Linked DNA regions of Homo sapiens: all the other regions are linked to region 1. A link is a contact called in ENCODE Hi-C or POLR2A ChIA-PET data. All regions are on one chromosome and are shown on one strand. Each heading gives the region's core, a stretch centred on a gene start or an enhancer-like site at or near the end of the contact. The rest is flanking DNA. Distances are from core to core; before and after follow the strand shown.

What was found. Hi-C counts contacts between places; a loop is a spot of excess contacts on that map. ChIA-PET counts read pairs that join two places held with the same protein, here RNA polymerase II (POLR2A). Pooled maps may share reads with other maps.
Region 2: a loop to region 1 is called in a map with no recorded cell type, with 4 times the contacts of the local background. The contact joins the promoter of ZNF581 here to the promoter of RPS5 in region 1. A Hi-C loop is called at or near these places in 2 of 168 maps with a recorded cell type or tissue (K562 and naive thymus-derived CD4-positive, alpha-beta T cell), 7 of 37 single-sample maps with no recorded cell type and 10 of 50 pooled maps.
Region 3: a loop to region 1 is called in a map of naive thymus-derived CD4-positive, alpha-beta T cell, with 15 times the contacts of the local background. The contact joins the promoter of ZNF787 here to the promoter of RPS5 in region 1. A Hi-C loop is called at or near these places in 2 of 168 maps with a recorded cell type or tissue (both naive thymus-derived CD4-positive, alpha-beta T cell), 1 of 37 single-sample maps with no recorded cell type and 11 of 50 pooled maps. POLR2A ChIA-PET finds 5 or more read pairs at or near these places in 2 of 52 experiments (BJ and activated CD4-positive, alpha-beta T cell).
Region 4: a map of naive thymus-derived CD4-positive, alpha-beta T cell shows a loop between it and region 1 (21-fold over the local background). The contact joins the promoter of ZNF444 here to the promoter of RPS5 in region 1. A Hi-C loop is called at or near these places in 2 of 168 maps with a recorded cell type or tissue (both naive thymus-derived CD4-positive, alpha-beta T cell), 4 of 37 single-sample maps with no recorded cell type and 10 of 50 pooled maps.

Annotation. Positions count from the first base shown.
Region 1 is chr19:58,384,434-58,391,857 of GRCh38, forward strand. It overlaps RPS5 (ribosomal protein S5), which reads left to right and starts at 2,836. Exons shown (of 6, transcript NM_001009.4): 1 at 2,836-2,906; 2 at 3,704-3,812. The coding sequence starts at 3,705. MIR4754 (microRNA 4754) reads right to left here and starts at 2,425; the gene lies at 2,337-2,425. RefSeq lists enhancers at 1,237-1,456, 1,477-1,546, 2,609-2,903, 3,097-3,146.
Region 2 is chr19:55,640,051-55,647,474 of GRCh38, forward strand. It overlaps ZNF581 (zinc finger protein 581), which reads left to right and starts at 3,599. Exons shown (of 2, transcript NM_016535.4): 1 at 3,599-3,724; 2 at 4,503-5,573. The coding sequence starts at 4,522. The coding sequence ends at 5,115. It overlaps ZNF580 (zinc finger protein 580), which reads left to right and starts at 952. Exons shown (of 2, transcript NM_207115.2): 1 at 952-1,133; 2 at 2,447-3,420. The coding sequence starts at 2,459. The coding sequence ends at 2,977. LOC107983998 (a long non-coding RNA gene) reads left to right here. Exons shown (of 2, transcript NR_171683.1): 2 at 76-749. It also overlaps a transcript of CCDC106 not described here. RefSeq lists silencers at 802-1,321, 2,512-2,981, 2,513-2,807, 3,752-3,801, 4,892-5,001 and enhancers at 3,412-3,631, 4,533-5,498, 5,182-5,231, 5,242-5,291.
Region 3 is chr19:56,118,018-56,125,441 of GRCh38, forward strand. ZNF787 (zinc finger protein 787) reads right to left here and starts at 3,278. Exons shown (of 3, transcript NM_001002836.4): 1 at 3,155-3,278. LOC124904772 (a long non-coding RNA gene) reads left to right here and starts at 3,593. Exons shown (of 2, transcript XR_007067348.1): 1 at 3,593-3,915; 2 at 5,503-6,528. RefSeq lists enhancers at 1-178, 1-87, 2,323-2,617, 3,045-3,760 and silencers at 2,365-2,414, 2,495-2,814, 3,105-3,184, 3,195-3,314, 3,405-3,774.
Region 4 is chr19:56,137,723-56,145,146 of GRCh38, forward strand. It overlaps ZNF444 (zinc finger protein 444), which reads left to right and starts at 3,565. Exons shown (of 5, transcript NM_018337.4): 1 at 3,565-3,635. RefSeq lists enhancers at 3,028-3,357, 3,388-3,527.

The DNA.
Region 1 (7,424 bases), core at 1,586-4,085:
TAAGGAGCTATCACGGCCAGGTGCGGTGGCTCACACCTGTAATCCCAGCACTTTGGGAGGCCGAGGCAGGCGGATCACGAGGTTAGGAGATCGAGACCATCCTGGCTAACAGTGAAACCCCATCTCTACTAAAAATACAAAAAAAATAGCCGGGCGTGGTGGCGGGCGCCTGTAGTCCCAGCTACTCGGGAGGCTGAGGCAGGAGAATGGCATGAACCCAGGAGGCGGAGCTTGCAGTGAGCCAAGATTGCGCCACTGCACTCCAGCCTGGGCAACAGAGTGAGACTCCGTCACAAAAAAAAAAAAGGAGCCATCACAAGGATGTAAGATCAGCTAACAGTAAGACTGTGGCTGGTAGGGTGGACAGGCAAAGTGACTGCCTGGAGAGTGGGCAGGTGGCCCAGCAGGGCCCAGAGGGTGCCTTCCCAGAAGTGAGGAGTCCAGTCTGGGGCCGGCCACTCAGGATGGACACAATGTACCAGAAGTGAGGTAGATCTCTGCAGAGTCTCTGGGGTCCTCATCCAGTCTGAAGAACACAGCACCAGCAGCCCTAGATCTATGAGGTCAGACTCTGCATCTTATCGTAGCACCTTGGGGACCTGGGGAGGCTGGACCACCCTGGACCTGGTGGCGGGGGTGGGGGGTGCATGAGTCTCGGCTCTGCAGTATTCACCACGCCACACTTGAGGGCACCTGCCCTCTGCAGCACGATGAGTCATTCTCATGAGGTCTGTAAAGATGTCCATTATCAAATGACCATGGTAGCCAGGCCACAGGGTTCACATTGACGTTGCCTCATTGCATTCTCATTTCCACACTGAAGGGGAAAACAGGTTCAGAGGGGTGGGCTCACTGTCCTGATGAGTGCTGCCTGTTTTCTCCCACCCTCCCTACAACCAGCACCCCCATGCCCCTCACTCAAGACCAGGGAGAAGCCCACCTAGCCCCTCCTGCAACCACACAGACCCCAGTGGGAGCCCCAAGGCTGCTACTCTGCACAGGATGGAGGGCAGGGGTAAAGGCCATTAGGCGGTGGCAGTAGGCCGTGCCCCTCACCAGAGGCTGAGGTCTGACCCCTTGACCAGCCCAGCTTCAGGGCATGTGTCCTTTCATGAGCTGTGACTGACCACAGTCCAAGGGCCCACTGTGGGGAGTCCTCAGCATATTTGGACAGAAACGCCCCAGAATTGGGGTAAGAAGAGCCTTTACAGTCAGGCAGTGAAGAAACACAGCTGCTGGGCACCTGCTATGTGCACGCCTCAGGGATGGGAGTAGGGGGCAGGCCCAGCCCTGGGACCTGGGTCAGGTGGCTGGGCCCTTCGGATCCCGAGTTGGAGGGATAACCCCTTGGAGGCAGAGATGGGCATCAGAGACAGGGCGGCCCCAGGTGGTCCTGGAGTCGCCTCGTAAAGGTTATGTCTATGCCTGCTGCAGGCAGAGACACAGTCAAAGTAGTTGCTACCTCTGGAAAGTCCCAGTTCTGCTCATGAGCCTAGATCTAAGAGGCTGGGACAGGCAGAGGGGTATGAAGGGGTCATGGGCAGGCAGACTGTCCACACTGGCTGCCAGGGTGGCCAAGTGAGTAGAGTGAGCTGGGGCACTCACTACCGTGCCAACCCCACGCACGGATGAGGACCCCGGGTCGAAGGCCCACATCCTCAATCCCACGCAATAGTTCAGGCCCTGTGAGAGGGTTCGCTGTCTGCTCCCAGCCAGGGCTGAGCTGTTCAGAGGCCCTACCTGTTCAGAGGCAGCTGGGGGAAGGGACAGAAGTTGGGGGGCAGGGGATTGTGTGCTGGCGGGAATAATCTCCTTCATCTCATGGCTAAATCTTCCATCCCTCCTTTCAACCTTTGGCCAGAAACCTACGTTTCTGACCCTTGGAGAGGTCGGCCAGTTCAAGAGGCACCCCTGAGAGCCACGTCTGCAGACACGAGGGCCTCGTGACGTGAGCCCTGAGGGCAGGGGGCTGCAACCCCTCGCGCGGGCTCCCCGGCCGTGGAGGACACAAGGACAAACACGAAGGGTCCCCGACCTGCCGACCCCCTCCTCCCGGACACCGCGCGTAGCCTGTAGGCTACCTCCGCGCTCCACCCAGAGACGGGTCGCGCTGCTCCCGCCGCCGCAACCCCGGGCCCTCGTGCCGGCGGTCTCCCCTCTTCCACGGGCGAGATTACTGCATAGCAGAGGTGAAGGGCGCGGAGGCTGTGGGGGAACCCAGCGTGGTATGGCAGGAAAGGTCGAGCAGGGAAACAGGCCCAGCCAGAGGCTCGGGATCCGGGGCTCGCGAGCGTGGTGCTCCTGGGCCGGGCGGTGGGGGAGGGGCCGCGTGTGGCAGGCACATGCGCACGGCAACCTGGACCTGCGGAGGGCGGCGGTGACCACTGGGCCTCACTCCGCTAACCCAGGTCCGCATCAGGCGCGTGCCGGTGAGGCGGCTGTGGCCGCGGCGAGGAGTCAGAGGGAACTGAACTGGCTACTCCCGCGGCAGGTGGGATTTAAGGTCAGCAGCTGAACAAAGAAGCGAGCGCTGGCCAGACTTTTTTCTTTATTAGACATGGCTGCGTTGGTCTCACGGAAATCTCTGCGCTTTTGCAGGCGCCCACAAGACAGGGCAACTACGGGGTAGCGGACATCCGCCAGGCACGCTTCTAGGGCCGCTTCTGCAACTGCGCATGCGCTTGGGCTGCACCCATTCCGTCTAGCCCAAAAGGTTCCTCTACAACCTTCCTCCGGATTGGTCTATAGGGACACGATGGCCTTTTACGCAAGCGTCACCCGTGCTGACCCGGAAGTTTTCTTCCCAGTTAAAAGTGTTGGCCCGCGGCGCGCGGCCTCTTCCTGTCTGTACCAGGGCGGCGCGTGGTCTACGCCGAGTGACAGAGACGCTCAGGCTGTGTTCTCAGGTGAGACCGCCGCGGGGCCGGGGATCCTAGGGACGGTTCATGGTCTTTCGGGGATAGTGCCCCGCGGCCTGGGCCTTTTCTCATTAGGTCTCATTTCTGTCTCTGGAAAAGAAAATGTAGAAGAAACGGGCGCGGGCCGAGTTACTCTTGACTTCTTTCTGGTGCTCCGCCGCTTCTAGCTTTTCCCCATAGCGGGGCTTGGGGAACTTGGTTTGAACTATGCGGTTGTACTCTGAGATAGGAAGTTTCCATTTCTTAGGGACACGATGCCCTCTTTTGCTCTGTGTAACTTTCCCCCCGTAATAGCAGCCCCTAGAGCCTTCATACTGTCGGTCAAGAATCGAAACCTTTGGGTTGATTGTGCCACACGGTACCTACCGTGGTCCTTGATGTCATATAACGGTCCCGCCTCACGGCCAAAGAAACAGTCCGAGACGGAACGTTGACTTGGGTCAAAGACCATGTAAATCGCGAGATTGTGGTTTGAATTACAGCCCATGCAGTGTGAGGACGTATGGCATCTGCTGAGCCATTATACCTTGGTCCCAGTGCAGCAGCTGTTGACTGGTGGCTGCCAAGTCTTGGGCCCAGGGGTTCTAGGTGAAAGACAGATGCTTCTTGCTGACAGCTGAGTAATTTTTCTAGTGCTTGAAAACACGTTCACGGCCTTTCTTGGTCCTTTGCGACCCCCCAGTTCATCACTAGATGGCGGCTAGCCTCAGAGTTGGGAATGAGTGCGCCTTTGCTCCATGCTAGCTGAGCTCTGACGTTTTTTTCCTGTCATCACCCTGTCCCAGGATGACCGAGTGGGAGACAGCAGCACCAGCGGTGGCAGAGACCCCAGACATCAAGCTCTTTGGGAAGTGGAGCACCGATGATGTGCAGATCAATGACATTTCCCTGCAGGTGAGGGGAACTTGGTGATTGGCCTTCCTGGCTGGGGGCGGACATTATTCCAGGAAGGCACACATCAAACTTGTTGCTGTGCCATTAAGTCAAGAATAGAGATCATAACAGGTAAAGAAGGGATCCCTTGACCACCACATCTACCACATCTGCTCTTACGTCCTGTTCAAAGATGACTACAACTTCTGTCATGAGAGGACTCCTTCACCAGAAGGAGCATCACATCTCACATATGGTATTTTTGTTACTGTTTTTGTAGTAAAATACATAACATCCAGTGTCATTCTTTTGCATGTGAATATCCAGTTATCCAGTACCATCTCCTAAAGAGATGTTTTTTTTCCCTCAATTGAATGGCCTTGGCCACTTGTCATAAATCAGCTGGCCGTAGTTTTTTTTTTTTTTTTTTTTTTTTGAGACGGAGTCTCACTCTGTTCCCTGGGCTGGAGTGCAGTGACGCGATCTGCCTACCGGGTTCACACCATTCTCCTGCCTCAGCCTCCTGAGTAGCTGGGACTACAGGTGCCCGCCACTGCACCTGGCTGATTTTTTTTTTTTTATTTTTAGTAGAGACAGGGTTTCACCGAGTTAGCCAGGATGGTCTCGATCTCCTGACCTCGTGATCCGCCCGTCTCGGCCTCCCAAAGTGCTGGGATTACAGGCGTGAGCCACCGCGCCCGGCCCAGATGTATGGGTTTCATTACAGACTTTCAGTTATATTCCACTGGTCTATATGTCTGTCTCTATGCCAGTACCACACTTTCTTGCTTTGTATTAAGTTTTGCAATTGGGAAGTGTGAGTTGTCCTACTTTGTTCCTACTCCGTACGGTTTTACACATACCCTTTTTTTCCCCTCCCCATGAAGGCATCATTAAGAATTTTGTGGGCCTTAAGAACTTTAGCTTTTGTGAGCCCTTCCTCCATTAAAAGAAAGTGTTTGAAATTATATTTTGTGACTGCATTGATATAAAGATGAATATAACTTGGGTTGCACTTTATTCACTTTCCTCCTCTTTTTTTTTAATCATTAAAGTTTTATCTTTGAGATAAGATCACTCTCTGTCACCCAGGCTGGAGTGCAGTGGTGTGATCACAGTTCACTGCAGCCTCAATACACCTGGGCTCAGGGGATCTTCCTGTCTTAGACTCCAACTAGCTGGGACCAAAGATGCATGCCACCAAACCTGCTACCTTTTGTTTTATAAAGAATGAAAACTTTTTTGTTGTCTGTAAAGATGTCAGGGGACTTAGGCACTATGCCTAATGGATAATTCAGCCTTGTTTTTCACTCTGAATATCTTGTAGATCTTGGCTTTTCTTTCCTTCAGGGGTTTATTTCGGGGGGTCCAAAAACATTTTAAATATTATTATTATTTTTTGTTTGTTTATTTATTTATTTATTTTTTTGAAACGGAGTTTCGCTCTTATTGCCCAGGCTGGAGTGCAATGGCACGATCTTAGCTCACCACAACCTCCGCCTCCCGGGTTCAAGCAATGCTCCCGCCTCAGCCTCCCAAGTAGCTGAGATTACAGGCGCACACCACCACGCCTGGCTAATTTTTGTATTTTTAGTAGAGACGGGGTTTCACCATGTTGGTTAGGCTGGTCTCGAACTCCTGACCTCATGATCTGCCCGGCCACATTTTAATTATTTATTTATTTTTTGAGACAGAGTTTCGTTCTTGTCGCCCAGTCTGGAGTGCAATGGTGCGATCTTGGCTCACTGCAACCTCTGCCTCCTGGGTTCAAGCGATTCTCCTGTCTCAGCCTCCCAAGTAGCGGGGATTACAGGCACATGCCACCGCACCCAGCTAATTTTTTTATTTTTAGTTGAGACAGGGTTTCATCATATTGGTCAGGCTGGTCTCTTAACTCCTGACTTCAGGTGATCAGCCTGCCTCAGCCTCCCAAAGTGCTGGGATTACAGGCATGAGCCACCACGCCTGGCGTTATTTATTTATTTGTGAGACAGAGTCTCTCTCTGCCTCCCAGGCTGGAGTGCAGTGGTGCGATCTCGGCTCACTGCAACCTCTGCCTCCCCAGGGTCATGCGACTTTCCTGCCTCAGCCTCCCGAAGTGCTGGGGTTATAGGCATGAGCCACTGCGCCCAGCCCACAAACATTTTCATTATAGGCCCAGATAATGTTTTAGACTTTGTGGGCCACACTGGCCACTGTTACTTTTTTTTTTTTTTTTTTTTTTTTTTTTTGAGATGGAGTCGCTCTGTCACCCAGGCTGGAGTGCAGTGGCACGATCTCGGCTCACTGCAACCTCCACCTCCTAGGTTCAGGTGATTTTCCTGCCTCAGCCTCCCTAGTAGCTGGAACTACAGGTGCATGCCACCACACCTGGCTAATTTTTGTCTTTTTAGTAGAGACAGGGTTTCACCATGTTGGCCAGGCTGGCCTTGAACTCCTTGATCTATTAAACGTTTGTTAAGTGCCTGTTCCACTAGGGAAATAAACATCAATGGGAGTTCACTGTATTTTAAACACCTGTGCAGGGCTCCACTGTTGGGCCAAACCCTTCCTGGGGAATTTGGTGTTTGCAATTTTTTGCTGCATAGTGAAAGCCCTGCGTGAATGCCCTTCACGAGACTGTGAGTTTTTTTTTTCTTGCAGCCAGACTATGAAATAGTACTGAGAGTTTCAGTGTCCTGTGTTCTTTTCCCATCATTCCTTGTATTTGTAGAAACAGGTATTTTGTGTATATTCTCAGAGGCAAGTGATAGAATGGCCTTGGGTACATTTTGTAATGGAACTATCAACAGCAGTCTCCTTCGAATGCACATAGCTCCTTTCTTCCCCTTTACATACTCAAGGTTAACTTTTTGGCATTTTTCTAGATTTTTGTGTGGGGATGGCTATGTAAGTATAAGAAGACTTGTTAAATGATTGTTTTAAAACTGTGGTTCTGGGCCGGGCGCCGTAATCCCAGCACTTTGGGAGACTGAGGCGGGCAGATCATCTGAGGTCAGGGGTTTGAGACCAGCCTGGCCAACATGGTGAAGCCCCGTCTCTACTAAAAATACAAAAATTAGCCTTGCATGGTGGCGTGCACCTGTTGTCCCAGCTACTTAGGAGGCTGATGCAGGAGAATCGCTTGAACCTGGGAGGTGGAGGTTGGGATGAGCTGAAATCATGCCATTGCACTCCAGCCTGGCCAACAAGAGCGAAACTCCATCTCAAAAAAAAAAAAAAAAAAAACTGGGCTGAGCATGGTGACGCATGTCTGTAATCCCAGCAACTTGGGAGGCTGAGGCAGGAGAATTGCTTCAACCCAGGAGGTGGAGGTTGCAGTGAGCCAAGATTGCAACGTTGCACTCCAGCCTGGGTGACAGAGTGAGACTCCATCTCAAAAACAAACAAACAAAAAACCCAAAAACAAAAAAGTTCTCAGCCAGGTGCAGTGGCTTATGCCTGTAATCCCATCACTTTGGGAGGCTGAGGCGGACGGATCACCTGAGGTCAAGAGTTCAAGACCAGCCTGGCCAACATGTCCAAACCCCAGCTCTACTAAAAATACAAAAATTAGCCTGGCATGGTGGCATGCACCTGTAGTCCCAGCTACTCAGGAAGCTGAGGCAGGAGAATTGCTTGAACCTGGGAGGC
Region 2 (7,424 bases), core at 2,349-4,848, 2.7 Mb before region 1:
TAGGATGTAGCTGTGGCACCCCAGGGTCTTGGGGCTCGCTGTGACAGTTACTCCTCTTCTGTCCCCCACTCTCAGCTGCACCTGCAGATGCTGCTGCTGCCGCCCTCCTGCGAGGCCGTGGCGCCACGTGGCTGGAGGAGGAGCTGCAGCTGCCCCGAGTGCTGCCGCGTGTGCAGCTCTCCAGTGCGGCTGCAGCGCCACCGCGCGTTGCTTTCGACGCCGGAGTCCTTCGCATGCGCAGCCAGCGCCCGGGCCTCAAGTGCCCCAGGACCTGGCGCAGCCCGCGAGCCCGCATCAGGCTTCCAGTGGGCCCCGTGGGCAGTGCCAGCCTTTCCCACCTCCGCATCTGGCAAAGCCTGGCCTTCGCTGCGCTTCGGTGTCGCCACATGCCTTCTGGAAATATCACACCTCCCCACCTGCGCATGCAGCCGTCTGGCCCTCTGTGGGCCTCGGTTCCCGCATGTGCCCCGTGGAAAGAACATACCTTCCCCAACTATCTGGCAGCGTCTGGCCTTCTCCGGGCCTCGGCCTCCCCATTTGCTGGGTGGAGAATCACGGCCCGGCCACATCGGAGCCAATGGCTGGTCTCTGGACCTCGGTCTCCACATTTGCTCAGCCGGCAGGAACATCCCTTCTCCCGCCCTCTACCTCGGTGGGTGGCCACGGCCGAGCAGGCAGCGACGGCCCAGTGGAAAGAGGACAAACCCTTGTGGGCCTTAGGGCGAAGACGTAACTTTGCTTAGTCTCGGTTTATTGGCCGATCTCTTGTCAAGCGGCGGAATCGTTCCGTTCGGGAGGTGGGAGGGGAGCGGGGCCGCCGGGGGCGGGCGTCTTCAGTGGACCCCACGCCTCCGGTCCCCTCCCCGCAGGGCGCTCCGCAGAGGCGAGGGGTGGGAGCGCCGGCTCCAGGCGGCGGAACCTCCGCACTGGGCTCGCGCGCTTCCGGCCGGCGCCTTTTCCCAGGGACTCCGCCAACCCCTCGCACCCCCGCGCCCCCAGTCCCCGCGTCCCCGGCGCCGCCGGCCCGGAGCTGCCCGGAAGTCTCGGTTCCGCCGCCGGCGCTCGCCAGGGGAAGCCCGGGGCCGCCCGGGACCTCGGCCCGTTCCTCCGGACCCGAGAGGCCGCCGCACGGGGTACGGGGGCCGGGATGGAGGGAGGAGCCTGGCCCTGGGACGACGCCGGGGCCAGGCAGGCTGGGGGAGTGCGCTGGAGCCACCCGGGATGGGGGTGGGGGTCGGGAGCGGCAGGATCGGGCGGAGGGACGGGAGGGGAAGTCGAGGCGCCAGGGCTCCTTGGGGAAGTGAAGGCAATAGGAGGGGCCCCAGGGCCAGGGGACAGGCGGTGTGTAGCGGGATGGGGGCGAAAACGCCCGGGCGCTGGGGTTCCCATAAACAAGGGGAGCAGAGCAAAAGAACGGGCGGGGGACCACGCTGTGTGTAACAGGGAGAGGGATGGGGCTCCTGGAAGAGGTGAACACGAGGAGAAAGAGAGATGCCAGACGTACACAGAAAGGAGGGGAAAGTGGGCTTGGGAGAGGTGCTGTGGGAAGCGGAGTCCCGGAGCCTGGTGTGCATAACGGGGTTTGGGAGAAGGCCCCTGATGGGTACAGAAAGAAGTAACGATGTCACCGCCATATATGGGGGGCGAGAGAAAAGGGGGCCTTTGGGGAGAATGTAGCAGGTAGCCAGGTTGGGGGGGCGGGGTATACAGAAGGAAGGCATTTGAGCCATTTTGGGGTGTATAGATGTAGTAAGACGATGGGTTCCGTAGTGGGGAGAGGTGACTAGACTTCGAGGTGCTAAGTGTAGGAACAGGATGGAAAAGCCCTAGTGAAATGTGGGGAATTGGGTTAGTGGGGCTCTGGGGAGGTACCTAGAGAGGAAGTGAGGGAGGCCACGGAATATGAAGATGGGGAGGCCCTGCGGCATGTAGTGGGGACGGAGGGCCAGGAGGCCGATACGGGGGCCGGTGGGGGGGTAGGGGGCGGCAAAGGGAGGGGAAGTAAACTGAACTGGGGCTGGGCAACAGGAAAAAAGAAGAAACCACAGATTAGAGAAATCTCGGCGGTCAGGAGGCCCGGGGTCTAAGATGTAAAGAGGTAAACAGATTTAGGGATTGATTGTCTGCTGGGGTGGGTTGAGAGGAGAAAAGGGAAGAAAAGTCGGGGGACTACGTCCTCAGACCTGACCTGAGTGGTGAGAGGTGGACCCAGGAGGAGTGGCAGGTGGTGGCGGGGTTTTGCAGAGCTCAGTTGGAGGCCCTCTCCGAGGCAGCTTGATGGAACGTGGGAGAGCCGGGCTGGAGTCACAGTTTTTATTTTGCTAGGGAGGTAGTCAGTGGCGCACAAAGGGTAACAAGCAGTGATAGTGGGGATGCTTTCCATTTTAGGAAACTTTTCCTAAAAGGAAGTGGCAATTTTAACTAATCTCCCCTCCGCCGCTCCCAGCTGCCGCTCCAGATGCTGCTGCTGCCGCCGCGGCCACCCCACCCTCGGTCCTCCTCTCCGGAGGCCATGGACCCACCGCCCCCCAAGGCTCCCCCTTTCCCCAAGGCGGAAGGCCCCTCCTCCACTCCTTCCTCGGCGGCGGGGCCCCGACCCCCGCGGCTGGGCCGCCACCTCCTCATCGACGCCAATGGGGTCCCCTACACATACACGGTGCAGCTGGAGGAGGAGCCCCGGGGCCCGCCCCAGCGCGAGGCGCCCCCAGGAGAGCCCGGCCCTCGCAAGGGCTACAGCTGCCCGGAGTGCGCCCGTGTCTTTGCCAGCCCTCTGCGGCTGCAGAGCCACCGCGTGTCGCACTCGGACCTCAAGCCCTTCACGTGCGGCGCCTGCGGCAAGGCCTTCAAGCGCTCCAGCCACCTGTCGCGGCATCGCGCCACGCACCGCGCCCGCGCCGGGCCGCCGCACACCTGCCCGCTCTGCCCACGCCGCTTCCAGGACGCCGCGGAGCTGGCGCAGCACGTGCGCCTCCACTAAGCTCGAGACCCGGCCTGTGCTGCCCTGCCCGTCTCAGGGCCACCAAGTCTGACCCACACAGCGTCACTCACTCCCACACACACCCCCTGGCTCTGCTGAGGTTACTGCCTTACCCTGGGCCTCAGTTTCCCCACCTTCCAAAGGGAGGAGCATCATTCCTTCCTTACCCCCTTTCTAGCTGTGTGATGTAGACCAAAGTCGTTGCCCCTCCCTGGGCCTGGGAACCAGTCGGAACTGGGTTCCAGTCCAGCTGTGCTGTGTGAGCCTGTGCAAGTGACATGACCTCTCTAAACCTTGGTTTTCTGCTCTCTGGAGCGGTGAACCGGTGGTTGTCTGCGGGGAAGAGATGATAAAGAGCACGGGCACGGTCTGGTTCATTTCTGTATCTACCCCCCTTCCGCCCACGCCCCCGACCCTTTGCTCAATAAACATTCCGCACTCCATTTTCAGGCTCTTCCTTGCGTGTGCGTGCACGTTGGGTGCTGGGGGGTGGAGACCGGATCTTCCTCGCTTGGGTACTTTCCTCTCGGTGTGTGTTTCTGGCCGGAGCCGTTTCGCGACGGCCCGGGCGCCCCGCCCCAACCTTCCTTCCCTAGACCCTCTTCTCTCCCTTCGGCTTCTCTCTTTCGGCCGGCGCCGCCAGTTCCTGGGGCACACCCAGAGGTCCCCTTCTCGCCGCCGCCTGCAACTGCGAGGGTAGCCCGGGGCCGCTTGGAGTCGCCCGGACCTGAGAGGCTGCTGCACTGGGTACGGGGGCCGGGAGGAGGAAGGGGGCTGGGGGCGGGCGGCGGGAGGGGCTGGACCGCGTGGAGGGTACCTGGGCCGGGGCGGGAGTGGGGCAGACGCCGGAGGGGGCTGTTCTGGAGCTTGGAGGGGGCGAGAACTTACACAGAAAGGCCCAGAAAGCGAGGGCTGCGGCCCCGGGGGTGGAACCCCGGAGAGCGCTGGGACCTAGAACGAGCCTGGTGGAGGCCGGGCGAGGACTAGAGAGAACCTGAGGTGGGTGGACGGGTGGGAGCACGGAGTTGTTCAGACACGTGGCTGGAGAGAGGGCCGGAACCTGGGGGTCCTAACGTCGGAGCCCCTGTGAATAGGCTTGGCTTGTATGGAGGGGGTCAGGAAAGGCTTGAGTATGTAGCATAGGCCAACACGCAGACCCTGGAAAGGGCTAGAAGGAGGGGAGGGAGAGGCCTGGAGGCCTGCGGGGTGGGGCACCCAGTGACCTGGGAGGGCACAAAGAGGAAGGTTAGAGCGAGGTCCAGGTTGTGCAGAGGAGGTCAAGAGATCCTGTGAGTACAGTGTATGGTGGAGCACCGAGGCTAGGAGAGGTTTTCCAAGGAGGAAGACCCTGGGGACCTTTTAGGGGGCCACAGACTCCAGCTGTGAGCGGGACTGGAAAAGAGGGACTGAGGGGCAGCAGGATGCAGAGGTCCTGGGCCGGGTATAGGGAGGGAAAAGGATGGAGCCTGTGGTGCTGAGCTGCCCTCTTCTATATAACCTTCTTATCCCATCTCCCATCCACCAGGCCTCAGCCAGCCCTCCGGATGCTGGTGCTGCCATCCCCCTGCCCTCAGCCTCTGGCATTTTCCTCCGTTGAGACCATGGAGGGCCCTCCCCGTCGGACTTGCCGCTCCCCAGAACCTGGACCTTCCTCCTCCATCGGATCTCCCCAGGCTTCATCTCCTCCAAGGCCCAACCACTACCTGCTTATTGACACTCAGGGTGTCCCCTACACAGTGCTGGTGGACGAGGAGTCACAGAGGGAGCCAGGGGCCAGTGGGGCTCCAGGCCAGAAAAAGTGCTACAGCTGCCCCGTGTGCTCAAGGGTCTTCGAGTACATGTCCTACCTTCAGCGACACAGCATCACCCACTCGGAGGTAAAGCCCTTCGAGTGTGACATCTGTGGGAAGGCATTCAAGCGCGCCAGCCACTTGGCACGGCACCATTCCATTCACCTGGCGGGTGGTGGGCGGCCCCACGGCTGCCCGCTCTGCCCTCGCCGCTTCCGGGATGCGGGTGAGCTGGCCCAGCACAGCCGGGTGCACTCTGGGGAACGCCCGTTTCAGTGTCCACACTGCCCTCGCCGCTTTATGGAGCAGAACACACTGCAGAAACACACGCGGTGGAAGCATCCATGAGCCGGGCTGCCGGGTGCCCCAGGTACCACAGGACTTTGCAGGGAGCCTGGACTCCTGTCCAGACACCTGGTGAGAGCCTGAGGCTGGTGTTCAGGGCCCTGGACACAGACACAGAGCAGCCGCATCTCAAAGGCAGAGCCCTGCCTGAAGGAGGAATCCGTGAGTAATCTTCAGGTCCTCCGTGTTCTGGAGCTGAGATGGGAATGAGCCCCTACACAGAATGGAGTCCTCTAGCCTAAAGATATCAGCTGTTCCATGGCAGAGCCTTGACTGGATGGAGGTGGGGAGTGTGGTGTGTAAAGTCTCTGGCCTCATAAAAGGTGGCTGTGGGTCGTCAGGAATCTGCGCCATCTTCCTGGGGCTTCTGCGCTGTTGTTGGGGAAGGGACCCCAGTCCTGCCTTCCACCCCCCAACCAGGCCTGAGACTGATCAAACAATAAACACGTTTCCCACTCTGAGCACTCGAGGTTTGTTTTTAGAGACAGCATCTCAGACCCTCTTTGGTGGCCGTCTAGCAGGGAGACCTCAGCTTGCCTGGCTGGGGAATGGGAAGGTTGGCCTGCCTTGGGGTTATCCCCTCCTCAGCTCCTGAAGACCTGGGTCATCTGGGAAGAATGTTTTTAACTGAAACAATTTTAAAACCACAATCTCCTGTTACAAACACATTTTATATGGCAATAGAGTATACAGATAAGCAAAATACACGTGAACCAAGTTTCCTTTTTTTTTTTTTGAGACGGAGTTTCACTCTTTTTGCCCAGGCTGGAGTCCAATGGCACAATCTCGGATCACCGCAATGCCTCCTGGGTTCAAGCGATTCTCCTGCCTCAGCCTCCCTAGTAGCTGGGATTACAAGCGTGTGCCACCATGCCCAGCTAATTTTGTATTTTTAGTAGAGACGGGGTTTCTCCATGTTGGTCAGGCTGTTCTTGAACTCCCAACCTCAGGTGATTCACCTGCCTCGGCCTCCCAAAGTGCTGGGATTCCAGGTGTGAGCCACAGCGCCTGGCCTCTTTTTTTTTAGACGGAGTTTCGCTCTTGTCACCCAGGCTGGAGTGTAATGGCGTGATCTCAGCTCACTGCAACCTTCACCTCCTGGGTTCAAGCGATTCTCCTGCTTCAGCCTCCCAAGTAGTTGGGGTTACAAGCGTGTGCCACCATGCCCAGCTAATTTTGTACCTTTAGTAGAGATGGGTTTCACCGTGTTTGTCAGGCTGGTCTCGAACTCCTGACCTGAGGTGATCCACACACCTCGGCCTCCCTCAGGGCACTAGGCCTCGAAACAAAAGTTTTTTTTTTTTTTTTCTTTTGAGACGGAGTCTTGCTCTGTCGCCCAGGCTGGAGTGCAGTGGCGCAATCTCGGCTCACTGCAAGCTCCGCCTCCCGAGTTCATGCCATTCTCCTGCCTCAGCCTCCTGAGTAGGTGGGACTACAGGCGCCCGCCACCATGCCTGTCTAATTTTTTGTATTTTTAGTAGAGACAGGGTTTCACTGTGTTAGCCAGGATGGTCTCGATCTCCTGACCTCGTGATCCGCCCCCCTCTGCCTCCCAAAGTGTTGGGATTACAGGCGTGAGCCACTGCGCCCGGCCCACAAAAATTTCTTTACCATAGTTAGCTTTAGTTTGTGCATTTTTTTTTCCATCAACTATTATTATTACTATTTGAGACGGAGTCTCGCTGTGTCGCCCAGGCTGGAGCGTGGTGCGATCTCGGCTCACTGCAACCTCCACCTCCCCGGTTTAAGCGATTCTCCTGCCTCAGCCTCCTGAGTAGCTGGGATTACAGGTGTGCACCACCACGCCCGGCTAAATATTTTTTTAAACTGCTGATTTCATCCTATTCTATTGAATTCTCCACCCATGAACCTGTAGTTTGGAAAAGACCAATCTAGGGCAGATGGCTCCCCCTGGAATTTTTGGACCAGGCTGCAGTTAATCTGTAAAGTGGGGAGGGGAGGATCATGGTCACAGCTTTGCAGGCGGTGCAGACATTTAGATTCTCCCTCCATCGGGTTAAGACCTTGCTCTTATAAGGGCTGGCCACAGTCCAGAGCTTGGATGCTTCTGGTGAACAGGAGAGGCAGGTGGAGCTGAGCCTGAAGCTTAATAAACATCTGCTTATTCATTCATTTTTCTTGCCTATTTTGTGCCAGGCACTGTGCTAGGCCTCATTTGCTCTTCCGACCTGTTTTTTTGGGAGGAAGAACAAATCTTCCGTTCATACTCCCCAGAGTGGGAAAGAGCCTCCCAGAGGCTGCCATCATACCCCACCATCTGACCTCAAATAATACCAGCAGCGCTCCTCTCT
Region 3 (7,424 bases), core at 2,028-4,527, 2.3 Mb before region 1:
ACGTCACGAAAAACAGCCTCAAGTTGCCAGGTCCCTTGCAGGAACAGACAGGCCTGGGGCCGCCCCACCTGGGCTCAGAGCTTGGGCTGGTTTCTCTGCAGCTGTAAGGTGACAGCTCTGGGCTCCTGGGACAGGGCCACTGACACTGGAGGTGTGACTGCTCGAACTCCACACCTGCCTTGCTCTCCCTGATGCTGGGTGAGTGAGGCCTCCTTGGGGGTTGCATGGATCTCAGCACTCAACTTCCGAGCCACTTGTGCTTCTCCCACTATGCTGGGGTTCCCCTGAACCAGCCAGCAGCCCTGCGTGTAGGAGTCCTCGTGGACAGTACACCCCACTAGGCAGGGAGTCCAGCGTCTCCAAGCCAATGACTAACACCTAGAGGACTTCGGAACAGCCTTTGTCCCCCTAGACCCCAACCTGGGGGCGGAAGGGGGCGGTTGTGATGGTCAAGGGTCTGGGCTCTGGAATCGCAGTAGACACAGGTTCTGAAGCTGCTGGGGGCCTTGGGCTAACAAGTGCCATCCAGAGCCTCCATCCCATACCCCTAAAATGGAGGTGACCACCTCCATCCCAGAGCCTTGAGAATTTAGGACAGTGAGGACCAGGCACTGGGCCAGGTTCCTGCAAAGTGTGCACCAGCAAGTGTTGTCGAATCTGCAGTTTCTCACACCACAGAGGCCCCAGCACCTGGCACAGTCCTCACTAGGCTGGAGGCCTCAGGATGCACCAGAGGACACACGAACGAGGTTTGGAAAGGCCTGTGAAACATGTCTGAGGATGGGTGTCCTGAGAGCTGTGTATGCCTAGTAACAAAAGACCTCCCAGGGCAGCCAGGCAGTTGCTGGTGGCCTTGAGCTGTGACCCCTGCCATTCCCTGCCCAGAGCCCACTGTCATCCTCCCTTAAGTACCAGGTTCCTGGTAGCCAATCCTTCCTCTCTATCTTTCAAGACACAATACCTCCCCTGCACCACACACCCCTCCCTCAAGGTCAGAGCTCCCGGGAGCACTCTGGCAAATCTCCCCACCCCTCTGCCCAGTGTGAATGGGTCTCAGCTGCTCTGGGACAGGGACTGTATGATTCCTGCCAGGCTGCCCAGCACGGAGCACCACTCTACCTTGTGCTTGCACAGAAGGGCCTTGAGATCCCTCTCTTCACCCAGGCTGGGCCAGGCACCTCATCTGGGCCCTCACAGGACAGTGCTGTGCCAAGACCATGTGTGACCTCATGCCCAGCACAGGGCCTGGCCTGTGCAGCCGCCTGGATGGATTACATTTACTCAGGGAATTGTGAACTTGCTCTCGTTTTTAGACAACTGAAGGGAAATTGAACCTGGGAAAAGGGAAGTGACATGTCCAAGGTCACAGAAGTGGAAGAGACAGTGCCAAGGCCAAGGCCCAGGAAAGGGCCTGGCTCCAGAGCCCTTTCCATTTACTTTACACCCATCTGTTGAGGTCTGCTCTGGCTCTAAAATGAAAGCATTAAGAGCCTTCCCGCTGAGGTCAATACTATTATTACCACTCCCACTCTGTCCTGGTGGAAAGTAAGGCACTGAAGTTACTCGTCTAAGGCCACGAAGGTGAGTGGTGGGGCTGGGACTTGAACCCAGGCCTGCCCAGTCCCAGAGCTCTTGGGGAATACAACCCAGTGCCTGCACACACTCTGGCAGTGCACCAGGGAGGGGCCAGGCCGGGTGCCCGGATGGATGGATAAGACATGAGATAAGCAAGCAGGAATCTGATCTGGATGTTCTCTGAGGCCGTGCGTGGCCGGAGGACCACAGGGACTGCGCAGAGGCAGGCAGGTGAATGTCAGCAGCGTTTAGCCAAAGAGGCTTACGGTCTTCAGAGGAGCTAAGCCAGGATCAACGCAACTGTGCTTCCCGGCGCTGGGGTCAATCGGATCCCCAGATGGGTTCTAAGCACTGCGCAACATGGGACCTGGGAGCAGGACACCGCAAAGAGCAGACCAAGCCATTCCTTCCCTAAAGCCCTGACCATCCCCCGGACTGGGCTGGGTCAAAATGCCTTCCCTGGCTCCCACAGCCCCCAGACCTCTCCATCAGGGGTCTGGTCACCTTGGATGGCGACTCTGTCGCCCGGGTCTCAGTCTCTGCCTTCCACCCAGACTCCAAGCCCTTGTTCATCTCCCTGCTCCCTGTCTCTAGTGCCCGGCACAGGGCCTGGCACTGGAAAAACTTCTGCCTCCACTCACTCCTGCCTTCTGTGTCTGTGGGTCACTTTTCTGTGCGACTCTGCAGGTCCCAGAGCACTCATCCACATGAATTGGGGTCAGCTCCCTGGACTGGGGGTCGGGGTGGGGTGTCAGGAGGGCGGGGCTCCACTCTGATCCACTCGGCACAGGGGAGGGAGGCCTCAGGAGTCGCCACCCGATCCAGTCCCCGCCTTCGCCCTGCCCCGTGGGCCACGCGGTGGCTGACCTTGGCCCAGTCACTTCCCCCGCTGGGGACGCGCTTCCTCCCCGCCTGCCGAGCAAGGACGAATGAATGGGCCTCCTGCCGGCCAGAATCCCCGTAATTACCCGCCTGATCAAAGGCCACGCGCAGCCCGCCCGGGGCAGCAACGGGACCCGGGCTGACTCGAAAAGGGGAAGGAAGGGCTGGGGGGGCCGAGGGCTGAGACCGTGCCCTCGGGGCCGCGGTATCCGGCCAGGCCAGCCCAACCGCGCGGCCCCTTCCCCCACCTGGGCCTCAACTTCCCCCCGAAGTCGCCACCACTTCCGGCCACGACCGGCGGAGTTGGAACTTCGGGGGGACGGACAGCGGCCCCACCCCCGACGGCCCGCAGCAGAGGGACCCCCACCGAGGCCCCCGCTCCTGCCCCCGCCACGCGCACGCGCGCGCCCTGGACCCGGACCCGCGCACGCGCACCCCCCCTCCAGCCCCGCTCGCCGCCCGCGGGCCGCCCGGGCGCGCGTCCCCTCCCACAGCTCTTCGGCGCGCACGCGCACTCCCCCCGCCCGCGTCACCCCGGCCGCGCGCCCACTCACGCCCCCCCAGCAGCGCGCACGCGCGCCCGCCGCCCAGTCGCGCTCGCCCTCCAGTCTCCCCACCCACCCCCAGCCCAAGCCCAGCTTCCCGAAGCGCGCGCCCACCTGGCCCCCAGCGCACGGCCCCCGCCCCCACCCCTCACCTCCTTGGTCCCGGGGCCGCCGCGCCGCACTCCTCCTCCTCTCTCCTGCCTCGCGGATGGTGGCAGCGGCGGCAGCGGCGACTCAGACCCTGGGGTCAGGGGGACGGGCGCCCAGGCCGGAAGTGACCTTCCCGGCCGCTTCCGCCCGCGCCGCTCCCCCCCTTCTCCCTACTCCCTGCCCCCCGGGCCGCCACCCTGTCCTCGCCGCTCTAGGAAGGCGAGCCCGCTATCCCGGCCACCGCCCCCAGCTCTGTGGTGCCCGGCGGGCGCCTGAGGGAGCCACTTCCGGAAGTGTCTAGGACGCAGGTCCTCCGTCCATGCTCTATGGCGCCCCGCGCCGAGGGGCTTCGGCCCCGCCCCCTTCCCGGACAGGAGGTGCGGGCTGGGCCCGTTAGGCGGAGACTTCCGGGTGTCTAGGGCGGTGCCCCCCCGACAACCCGGGCTCCTCGCGCCTGCGCGGCCGGGTCCCCGGGCCCGCCGTGAGGAGAGTGAAGTGGTGGAGAGGGACGCTCGTGCCACCCCGGGTCCTCCTACCGTCTCTATCATGGTAACCCCTTCTCTGCCGCTGCACCTCCCAGTGGCCCGAGTCCAGGTGCCTTAGTTACTGGACAGAGACCCCGGGTTCCTTAGTTACTGGACAGAGAGTGCTGCGCTTCAGGTGCCATGGCCTCAGTTTCCTCCTTTCTGAAGTGATGAAAATACATTGTGCGCCTCCAAGTGCTTCACACGCACTAGGTCCTAGTCCTAACTAGGGCCTCATGGTAGGTCCTATCCCTATGTTGCAGGTGAGGAGTCAAATCACCTACCAAAAGTCACACACCCGGAATGCCAGAGCCTCGGCCCGAACCCATGGAGTTTGGCTCTAAATTCGTGTATTTAACCCTTGACTGTACACACTGCCTCGTGTCATAGCCCTGAGAATCCACTACTTCCCCCGCGTTAGGTAGGCACCTAGTAAGGACGCACTGGGTGTTAGCTGTTACTGTTGGTATTCTTGCAAAAAACACATATTTTAAAATAATTGTCCAAACCATAGTGTCCTTGTAGGCTGGTCCTTCTGGTCCTTCCTCTGTTCTGTACTTGGCTGACTCTCACCTAAGTGGCAGATGACTTATCGCTTATAATTGTTATCATCCTCACTGGTAGTCAGAAAAGATAAGAAGCTATAATTCACTGGTGGAATAACACCTTTCTCAGCCTCAATTTCTCATCTGTGGAATGGGAAAAAATAAGATAACCTGCAAGGTAATATGTGTAAGAGCTGCTTAGTTCAATACCTGGCCCATAGTAAGTTCACAAAAATGATGGTGGTTATTATTACCTATTAGCAGTGTTACATATAAGTCTATTGTTGTGGCCACTGTATACCCTCAAAGCTCAGTGAGCATCAATCATAAGATGTATATTATTGATTTAATAACATCTTTCCATGGGGTGGGGTGAACAGTGCTGTGTTAACTGTGTGTGTCAATAGGAGGATATCTGTGTCCCTCCTTCAGAAATATCACAAAGGTAAATTTTTAAATATATCTTAGAACAGAAGGAAGTGTGGCCGGGTGCAGTGGCTGACACCTGTAAATCTCAACACTTTGGGAGGCAGAGGCAGACGTCAGGAGGTCAGGAATTCGAGACTACCCTGGCCAACATAGTGAAACCCCATATCTATTAAAAATACAAAAATTAGCTGGGCGTGGTGGCGGACACCTGTAATCCCAGCTACTCGGGAGGCTGAGGCAGGAGAATGGCTTGAACCTGGGAGGCAGAGGTTGCAGTGAGCTGAGATCGCACCACTGCACTCTTGCCTGGGCGATGGAATGGGACTCCGTCTCAAAAAAAAAAAAAAAAAAAAGAGAGTGAAGTGCTATCATAACAGCAATAGAAACAAATTATTAGGGTACAAACTCTACACGAGGAAACCTGTTTATAAGAAAAGTCATGTGCTTGTGCTCCTCTGAATCAGATCATTCAGTGGGTGTCCTGCAGTGACCTGGTTGTTGGGAGGGACAGCCTCCTCCCTCTCCAGCCCATTCCCCTTCTTCGCTGGTCAAATTGACAACGGCAAGATCGAGAACAGCTCATTGGCACACCAGATGGAAGCCAACACTGAGGATGGAGGAGAAACAAGACACAGGGAGCCAGCTAGACACTGGATGGCTTCGTGAAAGAGGCTCCGTGCCAGCTGAGATTTTATGTGAGAGAAATCACTTTCTAACTCACTGAAACCATTGGTAATTCTGAGTCTCTCCCTTAAGGCAACCCAACCAATACCAGGATGTTTCCCAAACATGGGATGGGTTGCAGCCGACATGGCTTAATTGACAATTAACATCTGTTCTTCCCTTCCGCAGTACAAAATCACTCTTGGGATGCTGCTTCCCATCGATGGATTCTGTTTTCCACTCCTCTTGGCATCTAAGTGTGGCCTTGTGATTGGTTCTCACCAATGGGATGGGATGGAAGCGATACAGGCCTCTTCCGAGCCAATGCTCTTAAGAAACATGTATGTTGGCCAGGCACGGTGGCTCACGCCTATAATCACAGCACTTTGGGAGGCCGAGACGGGAGGATCAGCTGAGTCCAGGAGTTCGAGACCAGCCTGGCCAACATGGCGAAACTCCATCTCTACTAAAAGTACAAAAATTAGCCAGGCGTGGTGGGCGCTTATAATCCCAGCTACTCCGGAGGCTGAGGCAGGAGAATTGCTTGAACCTAGGAGGCAAAGGTTGCAGTGAGCCGAGATCCCACCACTGCACTTCAGTATGGGCAAAAGAGTGAGACTCCATCTCAAAAAAAAAAAAGAAACATCTGCCTGCTTCCTGCTCTTTCAAGGCCCTAAAGAAAGAGGGGAGCCCCAAGAAACCTGGGTCCCTGAATGACCACCTTGTGGAAATACATCCTGTCACCTAACATCTATCCTAGATTGCTACATGATCAAGAAATACACATCTAACTTGTACACCCAATGCTCATAGCAGCATTATTCACAATAGCCAAGAGGTGGAAGCAACCCAGTGTCCATTGACAGATGAGCGAATAAACAAAATGTGGCACATAAATGCAATGGAATAGACCAGACGCGGTGGCTCACATCTGTAATCCCAGCACTTTGGGAGGCCAAGGCGGGCGAATCACCTGAGGTCAAGAGTTTGAAACCAGCCTGGCCAACATAGTGAAACCCTGTCTCTACTAAAAATACAAAAAATTAGCCAGGCGTGGTGGCGGGCGCCTGTAGTCCCAGCTACTTGGGAGGCTGAGGCAGGAGAATCACTTGAACCCAGAGGCGCAGGCTGCATTGAGCCAAGATCATGCCACTGCACTGCAGCCTGGTAAACAGAGCCAGACTCCGTCTCAAAAAATAAAAATAAATAAATAAATACAATGGAATATTTTTTAGCCTTAAAAAGAGAGAAAATTCTGACACAGGCTACAACATGGATGAACCTTGAGGACATTATGCTAAGAGAAGCAAGCCAGTCACACAAGAACACATACTTTATGATTCCACTTATATGAGGGACCTAGAGAAGTCAAATTCATAGAGACAGGAAGTAGAATGGGGGGTGCCAGGGGCTGGGGGGAGGGGAATGGGGTGTTAGTGTTTATTGGAGACAGAGTTTCGGTTTTGCAAGATGAAAAGAGTTCTGGAAATGGATGGGGGTGATGGGTGCACAAGACGTCAATAGGTTTAACACTACTGAACTGCACAGTTACAAATAGTTAAGACGTAGCCAGGCGAGGTAGCTCATGCCTGTAATCCCTGCACTTTGGGAGGCCAAGGCCTCCTGGCTGAGGTCAGTAGGTCAAGACCAGTCTGGCCAACATGGTGAAACCCTGTTTCTACTAAAAATACAAAAATTAGCCGGGCGTGGTGGTGCATGCCTGTAATCCCAGCTACTCGGGAGGCTGAGGCAGGAGAATCGCTTGAACTCGGAACGCAGAGTTTGCAGTGAGCCGAGATCAGGCCACTGCACTCCAGCCTGGGCAACAAGAGTGAAACTCCGTCCCTCCCAGACACACACAAAAATAGTTAAGACGTTAAATTTTATGTTATATATAGCTACAATTTGAAATGTGTTTAGAGGAAAAAGTACCCTTCTAACGTGATGTGCCATTACAATGTGTGCGTTTCTTTATTACAGCAGCTTCACCCTTCCCTAATACAGAGTTTTCAGATGCCAGGCAGTAAAAATGGTAAAGCTCCCTTTCAGGGGTGCATCAGCATCTAGATGGAATTTACAGCCTCGAGTCTGAATAAAATTGGGGTTAGGGG
Region 4 (7,424 bases), core at 2,315-4,814, 2.2 Mb before region 1:
CTCTGGGTCTGAAGGCACATCATGTGGGACTGTGCAGGCTAGCGACAAGGGTTTGCAATGGAGGGTTTTAAGCAAAAGTGACATGACCCTATTTAAGTTTAAATAAGATCCCTCTGGGACCAGTTTCGGTGGCTCACGCCTGTAATCCCAGCACTTTGGGAGGCCGAGGCGGGTGGATGACCTGAGGTCAGGAGTTTGTGACCAGCCTGGCCAACATGGTGAAACCCCGTCTCTATTAAAATTACAAAAAAATTAGCTGGGTGTGGTGGCGGGCGCCTGTAATCCCAGCTACTTAGGAGGCTGAGGTAGGAGAATCGCTTGAACCCTCGAGGTGGAGGTTGCAGTGAGCTGAGATGGAACCATTGCACTCCAGCCTGGGTGACGAGAAGGAAAACTCCATCTTAAAAAACAAAATTCCTCTGATAAATGGGTAAACAAAATATGGTCTGTGTATGCAACAGAATATTAGGCAATCTTTAAAAGGAAGGAGATTTTGACATACACTACAACATGGATTAACCTTGAGGACATTCTGCCAAGTTAAATAAGTCAGTCACAAAAAACAAATACGGTATGATTCCACTTACATGAAGTATTAATGTGGTCAAAATCACAGAAACTGGGCTGGGCATGGTGGCTCACACCTGTAATCCCAACACTTTGGGAGGCTGAGGCAGGTGGATCACTTGAGACCAGGAGTTTAAACCCAGCCTGGGTAACATGGCAAAACGCTGTCCCTACAAAAAAAAGAAAAAAAAAAATTAGCTGGGCGTGGTTGTGTGCACCTGTAGTCTCAGCTACTCGGGAGGCCAATGTGGGAGAATCCCTTGAGCCTGGGAAGCAGAAGTCACAGTGAGCCAAGACTGAGCCACTGGACTCCAGTCTGGCCAACAGATTCAGACCCTGTCTCAAATAAATAAATTACAGAAACTGATAACAGAATGGTGGTTGGCCAGGAGCTCGGGGGAGAGAGGAATGGGTGGTTCACATTTAATGGGTACAATTTCAATTTGGGAAGATGAAAAATTCGGGAAATGGACAGTAGTGATGATTGCACAGCTTGAATGTACTTTTTTTTTTTTTTTTTTTTTTGAGACAGAGTCTGACTCTGTTGCCCGGACTGAAGTGCAGCGGTGCAATCTTAGCTCACTGCAACCTCCACCTTCCAGGTTCAAGAGATTCTCTGGCCTCACCCTCCCGAGTAGCTGGGATTACAGGTGCCCGCCACCATGCCCAGCTAATTTTTGTATTTTTAGTAGAGACGGGGTTTCACCATGTTGGCCAGGGTGGTCTCGAACTCCTAACTTCTGATCCGCACGCCTCGGTCTCCCAAAGTGCTGGGATTACAGGCGTGAGCCACCACACCCGGCCTAGCTTGAATGTACTTAATGCTACTGAACTGTACCTTAAAAATGATTAAGATGGTAATTTTTATCTTGTATATATTTTACCACAATTAAAAAAAAAAGATCCCTTTGGCGCTGTGTGGAGCAGGAACTGAGGGGCAGGAGGCAGAAGAGGCGAGAGTGGAAGCATGACAGTGTCTAAAGAGGCCATGGGGACTTAAACCAGGTGGTAGCCATAGACGGGAGAGCTGTGGACAGATTCTGCATCTATTTTGAAGACAGAGCCAATAGGACCTGATGATAGATTGCATGTGGATGGTGATGAAAAAGAGGAATTGGCTGGGCATGGTGGTTCACGCTTGCAATCACAGCATTTTGGGAGGCCGAGGAGGCAGATCACTTGAGGCCAGGAGTTCGAGACCAGCCTGGCCAACATGGCAAACCCCATCTCTATTAAAAATACAAAAATTAGCTGGGCATGGTGGTGCACGCCTGTAGTCCTGGCTACTCAGGAGGATGCAGCATGAGAATCACTTGAGACTGGGAGTCGGAGGTTGCAGTGAGCTGTGATCGCACCACTGCACTCCAGCCTGGGCAACACAGCCAGACCCTGTATCAAAAAACAAAACAAAACAAAACAAAAAACCAAAAAAAAAAAAAGAAAAAAGAATCAAGGGCTGCTTTTCTATTTTTGGCCTCAACATTTGGGTGAAGATGGACTTGCTTTCTAAGATGGTGGAGTAATGGGAAGGAACAAATTTCTTCGCAAGGTGGGGGAGAGAGTGAAAAATTATCTACTGCCCACCTTAGGTTTGAGATGCCTATTAAGAAATCCAAGAGGAGATGTCAAGTAGGCCATCGGATATGAGTGGGAAGAAGATCAGCGTGCTCTAGGAGCAGAAAGGAGGCATGACTGGAACTCATTAAACACGAGGAGAAGACAGTGGTAGACAGGTGGGCCAGGGCAGATTAGGCCACCGTGGGCAAACTGGTCACAAAGTTCTGAGTCAGCCACTCATCGCTTGTGAAACCTGGGGAAAGTTGTTCATTTATGAATATAAGACGAACAACTTCCATGTAATGAATGCTTGTTATGGGTAAGCCACTGTCTTCGTTTTTATGGCGCGGAGTCTTCAGATCAGCCGGGGAGGTGGAGGATGGGAGGGGGATTCTCTTATCCTTGTTGTACGGAGGAGGAAATACGCTGCGGGCTGGGGTAGGGCTTGTATGAGCCATAATCAGGTCTGGAACTGTCTAGATAAAAACTTCAGCTGATCTCTTAGGATGTCTGTCTGCTCTAAAATCCAAATATGCTTCTTCACAGTTCTGAGATGCAGAAACTGAGGCCTCAGGACGGGGCAGTAGTCTGTCCAATAGGGGCACAGCGAGGACGCGTGGCAGGTAGCGCTGTCCCCCAATTCACCCCAGGGGAAACTGAGGCTAAAGAGAGGGCGGTGTCCTGTCCAGGTTCACACACAGGAAGAGCCAAACCGAGGCCCCCGCGCTGGCCCCCTCCTGAGCCACTGCCCACCCCGGAACAGGAGGGCAGCCTGCTCACGTCCTGATTCCTGGCACCGACATCGGCCCTTAAGTTCTGCCCGGGTGGAGAGGGAGGACAAAAAAAAATGCGATCCGTAGTCAAGGAGACGTAGCCTGCACTCCTGATTGGCGCAGAACTCTAGCCTGGTCTCCTCCTCCTCCTCCTCTTCGCTTGCCAGCTTCTAGAGCTCCGGAGGCCCCACCTCCCAAATGCCCGGCGGTGCCCGGCCTCCCCTGATCTCCACAACAACGCCGCCATGGCTCCTCCTCCTCCTCCCTCTTTTTTTCCCGGCACTTCTGCGCATGTCCAGGGCCCGCGCGCAGACCACTGGGAAGCCTCCTCGTGCATTCTGGGAAATGTAGTCCAAAGCCTGTCGCGCTCAGACAGCCCGCGACATTTGCGCCGTCAAGGCCAAATAGGCTGCAGACGACGCTTTCGCGTATCTTGGGAAATGTAGTTCCAGTGTTGGCGAAGACGCCACGCGGTGACAAACAGGAGTAAGGCGGTCCCCAGGCGAGGGCCAATTGGCAGCCGCCTTTGCCGCGATGCTTCCTGGGAGTTGTAGTTCGGGGTGAGGCCGGGGCTTCATGGGGAGTTGTTGGGCTGAACGAGCGGCTCGGAGTATGGGATTGGGGGAGGGGGACGGGGGAGTTTGGCGCAAAGCCTGCTGGGGCATGGAGTCCCGGCGAGCTTTGTGCGCATGTGCGGGGAGGTGAGGGGGCTTGGGGGGCCTCGCCTGAGAGAGTGAGGTGAGCGAGGGGGGAAGGAGGGAGGGATTGGGTGGGGGCGGTTGGACGAGGGAGGGACCAGAGGTTGGATGGGAAGAGGGGCGCCGGGGGCCTCAGGAGGGAAAGATGGGAGACTTGCGGGGAGGGGAGGAGAAGGGGGCTGAGTGATGGGGAAGGGGCTGGGAGAGGGAACTAGAGGGGGAGGGACTTGGAGAGGGGGAGGGGTGGATAGTGGGAGGGGGTCGTGGATCCTCGAGGTCCTGAACGCGGGAGAGAAATGCTGAGGGAGAGGACGGGGGAGGGGCGCCTGGGGGAGGGGGAGGGGCGGGACGGGGGAGGGACAGGTGGGGGAGGGGAAGGGGACCCTAGCAGAGGGTGGGCTGTGAGATGAAAGCTGAGTGGGAAGCTGGACCCTACAAAGGAGTCTGGGGGCGCCGGGACCGGACCCCTTCGGAAAGGTTTGCGGGAAGGGGCTTCCGGGGACGATGGTTATTGTTGTAACGTAGATACGGCGCAGGTGGCTCGTTTTGCGCGCTGCTTCTACAAGTGCAACTTTTACAGAGTTGTGAGATTCCTGAAGATAAGAATCGTTGCTCTGTTTTGCTGCTTTCTCAGTGCGGAGCATCTGCCTTTTTAGCTTGTTGCAAGGCATTATTACCTTCGGTAATATGTGTAAAGTGCTTAGAAACTCTGTTTATTGTCAAATGAAGTTGACCCCCGCCACCTCTACCCCAGTCAGGATGGAGTCACCCTCCTCTATATCCGATTTTAACGCCTATTCCAATGTATACTTAGTATTTTAATCTGCGTGCGTGTTCATAGCAGTGTCCCCTGGGCACCTCGCAGGGAAACTTCGACAAAGTAACCCTAAGTCTGACTGGACACTTACTAGCCAGGTGTGGTTCTCAGCATTTTTGTTCTCCTTCTATCACTTTACAGTCAACGAAATGGAGATACAGGGTATTACAAAAGGTGCCTTGTACCTCGTCCAAGGACACAGAGCTGGTAGGAGGCAGAGCTGGAATTTGCCCCAGAGCCTTTGTGCCGTAGGTAAATATTTGTCCAGTGGGCCAGCGGCTCTCAACCAGGAGTGGTTTTGTCCCCCAGGGGACATGTGGCAATGTCTGGAGACTTTTTTTTTGGTTTTTCCAACTTGGGAAGTGCTACTGGCATCTCATGAAAAGAGGCAGAGATGCTGGTAGACATCGTATGTTGCACAGGATAGCCCGCCACGACACAAGTGCCATTAATGTCGAGGTTGGGAACCTAGAGTAGACAAACCGGTCTTTGTCGAGCACTTAGCCTTTGGAGGCTGCTTCTAACTCCTGCTCCCAGCAGCCTCTTGAGAGGAAGGAGCTCTTGTTAGTCCTGTGTCTCAGGTGGAGAAATGAAGCACAGAGGGGGTAAGTCACACGTCCACAGTCACACTGCTGATGAGTGGCAGAGCTGGAAGTTGAAGCCAGGCAGCCAGACTCCACAGCCTCTTAGCCATGATATTAACCCAGCATATGTGGGTGCTGGTGCCGGGGTACTAGGTGGAACTGGTGTGGACTCTGGAGTCACATCTGGGTCCCATTTGTGGCTCCTTCACTCTCTGAGCATCTCCCTATGGTAAGAGGGGACCCATCTCCCCAGCTCACAGGTCTGTTGGGAAGGTTGGGTGGGGCAGTATAAGACACTAGCCACTCAGTGGCTGTCTTCAAGGCATCCAGGGTGCCTGGCTCTGGACTGGACTGTGCTTTGCGGACACAGACAGCTAGACAGCAGGGTTACAGCTGTTGAATGCACATAGCACAGGGCGCTCATTGGATGGTAGGGTGGATTGACATGGTGGAAGGCCCTTACTTAACAGCATGTGCTTTCTTGGGAGCAGGCCTTGTGCTGGATGGCCCCACCGACCCAGTGAAGAGCTGGACTTGGTCACTGCCCCAGAGAGCTCACTTTCTGGACAGCCCAGGGTGTAGTGACCTGTGATCACCTCTGAGATTGCAAACAGGGTCAGCTTGATGGCCTGTGGCATTGCTCTCTGGCGGAAATTCCTCCTTAGTCCCAGAGGGATCTTTTTTATAGCAGAGCAGGCATCTGTGTGGCTTTTGAGACTTGGATCTGGCCTGGGTCTTCCGATAAGTCTTTCTGCCTGCTCCCAGGTTCATCAGCCCTTAAACTGATGGATGGGTGGGGTGGGAGGTGATGCTGTGGCCTGGCTGTGGATGTGCAAGTCCAGGCTCTGCCACGTGTTAGCTGAGTGACTTTAGGTAAGACATCTCCCCTTGCTCCTGCTGCAACTTGGGGGTAGTAACACCAACCTCATGGGATTGATCAGCCTGTAAAGTTTATTTGAGTGCTAGCCAGAATGCTGGGGTTGGAATATGGAGTCTCTCGCCCACATGAATTGTAGTGAAGAAAGTCAGCACACAGATATCGTAACACTAGATCTTGTTAAATGCTGAAAGAAAACTAATAAGGGTGACGTCTTAGCAACTGGGGGAAGGGCACGTGGGTGCAGCATCGGAGGGGGTGATCTGGGGAGGCTCTCCAAGGGGGTAATAATTGCATGGAGGCCTCAGTCATGAGAAGGAGTCAGGTAAGCAAAGATTGGGGGGAAAGAGTGATCCAGCGGGAGGCAGCACAGGTGCAGAGGCCCTGTGGTGGGCACTGGCCTTCGGTCCAAGAAGATAGAAAGTGAGCCAGACCGGGCACAGTGGCTCACTCCTGTAATCCCAGCACTTTGAGAGGCTGAGGTGGGAGGATCACTTGAGTCCAGCAGTTTGAGACCAGCCTGGGCAATATAGTGAGACCCTGTCTCTACAAAAAATATAAAAATTAGCTGGGTGTGTTGGTGCCTGCCTGTGGTCCCAGCTGCTCAGGAGGCTGAGCCAGGAGGATGGTTTGAGCCCAGGAGGTCGGGGCTGCAATGAGCCGAGAGGTCATGCCACCGCTCCAGCCTGGGCGACAGAGAGAGACCCTGTCTTAAAAAAAAGAAAAAAGAAAAAAAGGGATCCATTGTGGCTGGAGTATAGAGAATCTGGGAGCAGGCAGAGATGAGAAAGTAGGGCTGGGCTGCATGGTCTCATGGCCATAGTAAGCAATTTGGGTTTTGAGCATCACAGGAAGCAGTTGGAGGGCACTGAGCAAGGAAGTGACAGGGATTTACAGTGAAAAAGTTTTTGTGATCACTGTGGAGTGATTTGGCTCTAGGTGGCGAGAGTAGGCATACACGGGTCTTGTGGCAGCCGTCCCAGCAATGAGATGACGTTTGTGGTTAGTGACATGGCGGTCAGGAGCCCAGGCTTTGGTTGTATCAGGAGGAAAATTGTCTGAACACAGACTTCCTCTCAGACCTCACCGGCTAGAAGCAGATTATGTGCCCACCCTCTGCCTTGTGGTCAAGGGGACTTTGCTATATAGTTCCTTATGATACAGTCCAAGCTGCTGTAATGAAGAGACCCCAAGTACAGGGCTCCACATAGGACAGAACTGATTCTTTTCTCCCATAATACTCCAGAGGTGTTCTGGGGCGGGCTGGCGCCTGAGCCCCATGGGGTCATCAGGGTCCCTTCTGTCTTGATCTTCCAGTGTCCTTGAGGTCAGGGGCCGGCAGTCTTGTCCTGTAAAGAGCCAGCGAGTGACTATCTTTGGCTCTGTGGACAGCCTTACAGGCCACCCAGGCCCTGTCACAGCCACTCGGTAGCTCCAAGGCGGCCGTGGACAGCGCGTGAGCAAGTGGGCGTGGATGTGCGCCAGTGAGACTTAAGTAAAACAGGCTGCAGGCCAGATTCGGCCCACCAGCTCAGAGACCACCATTTCTCA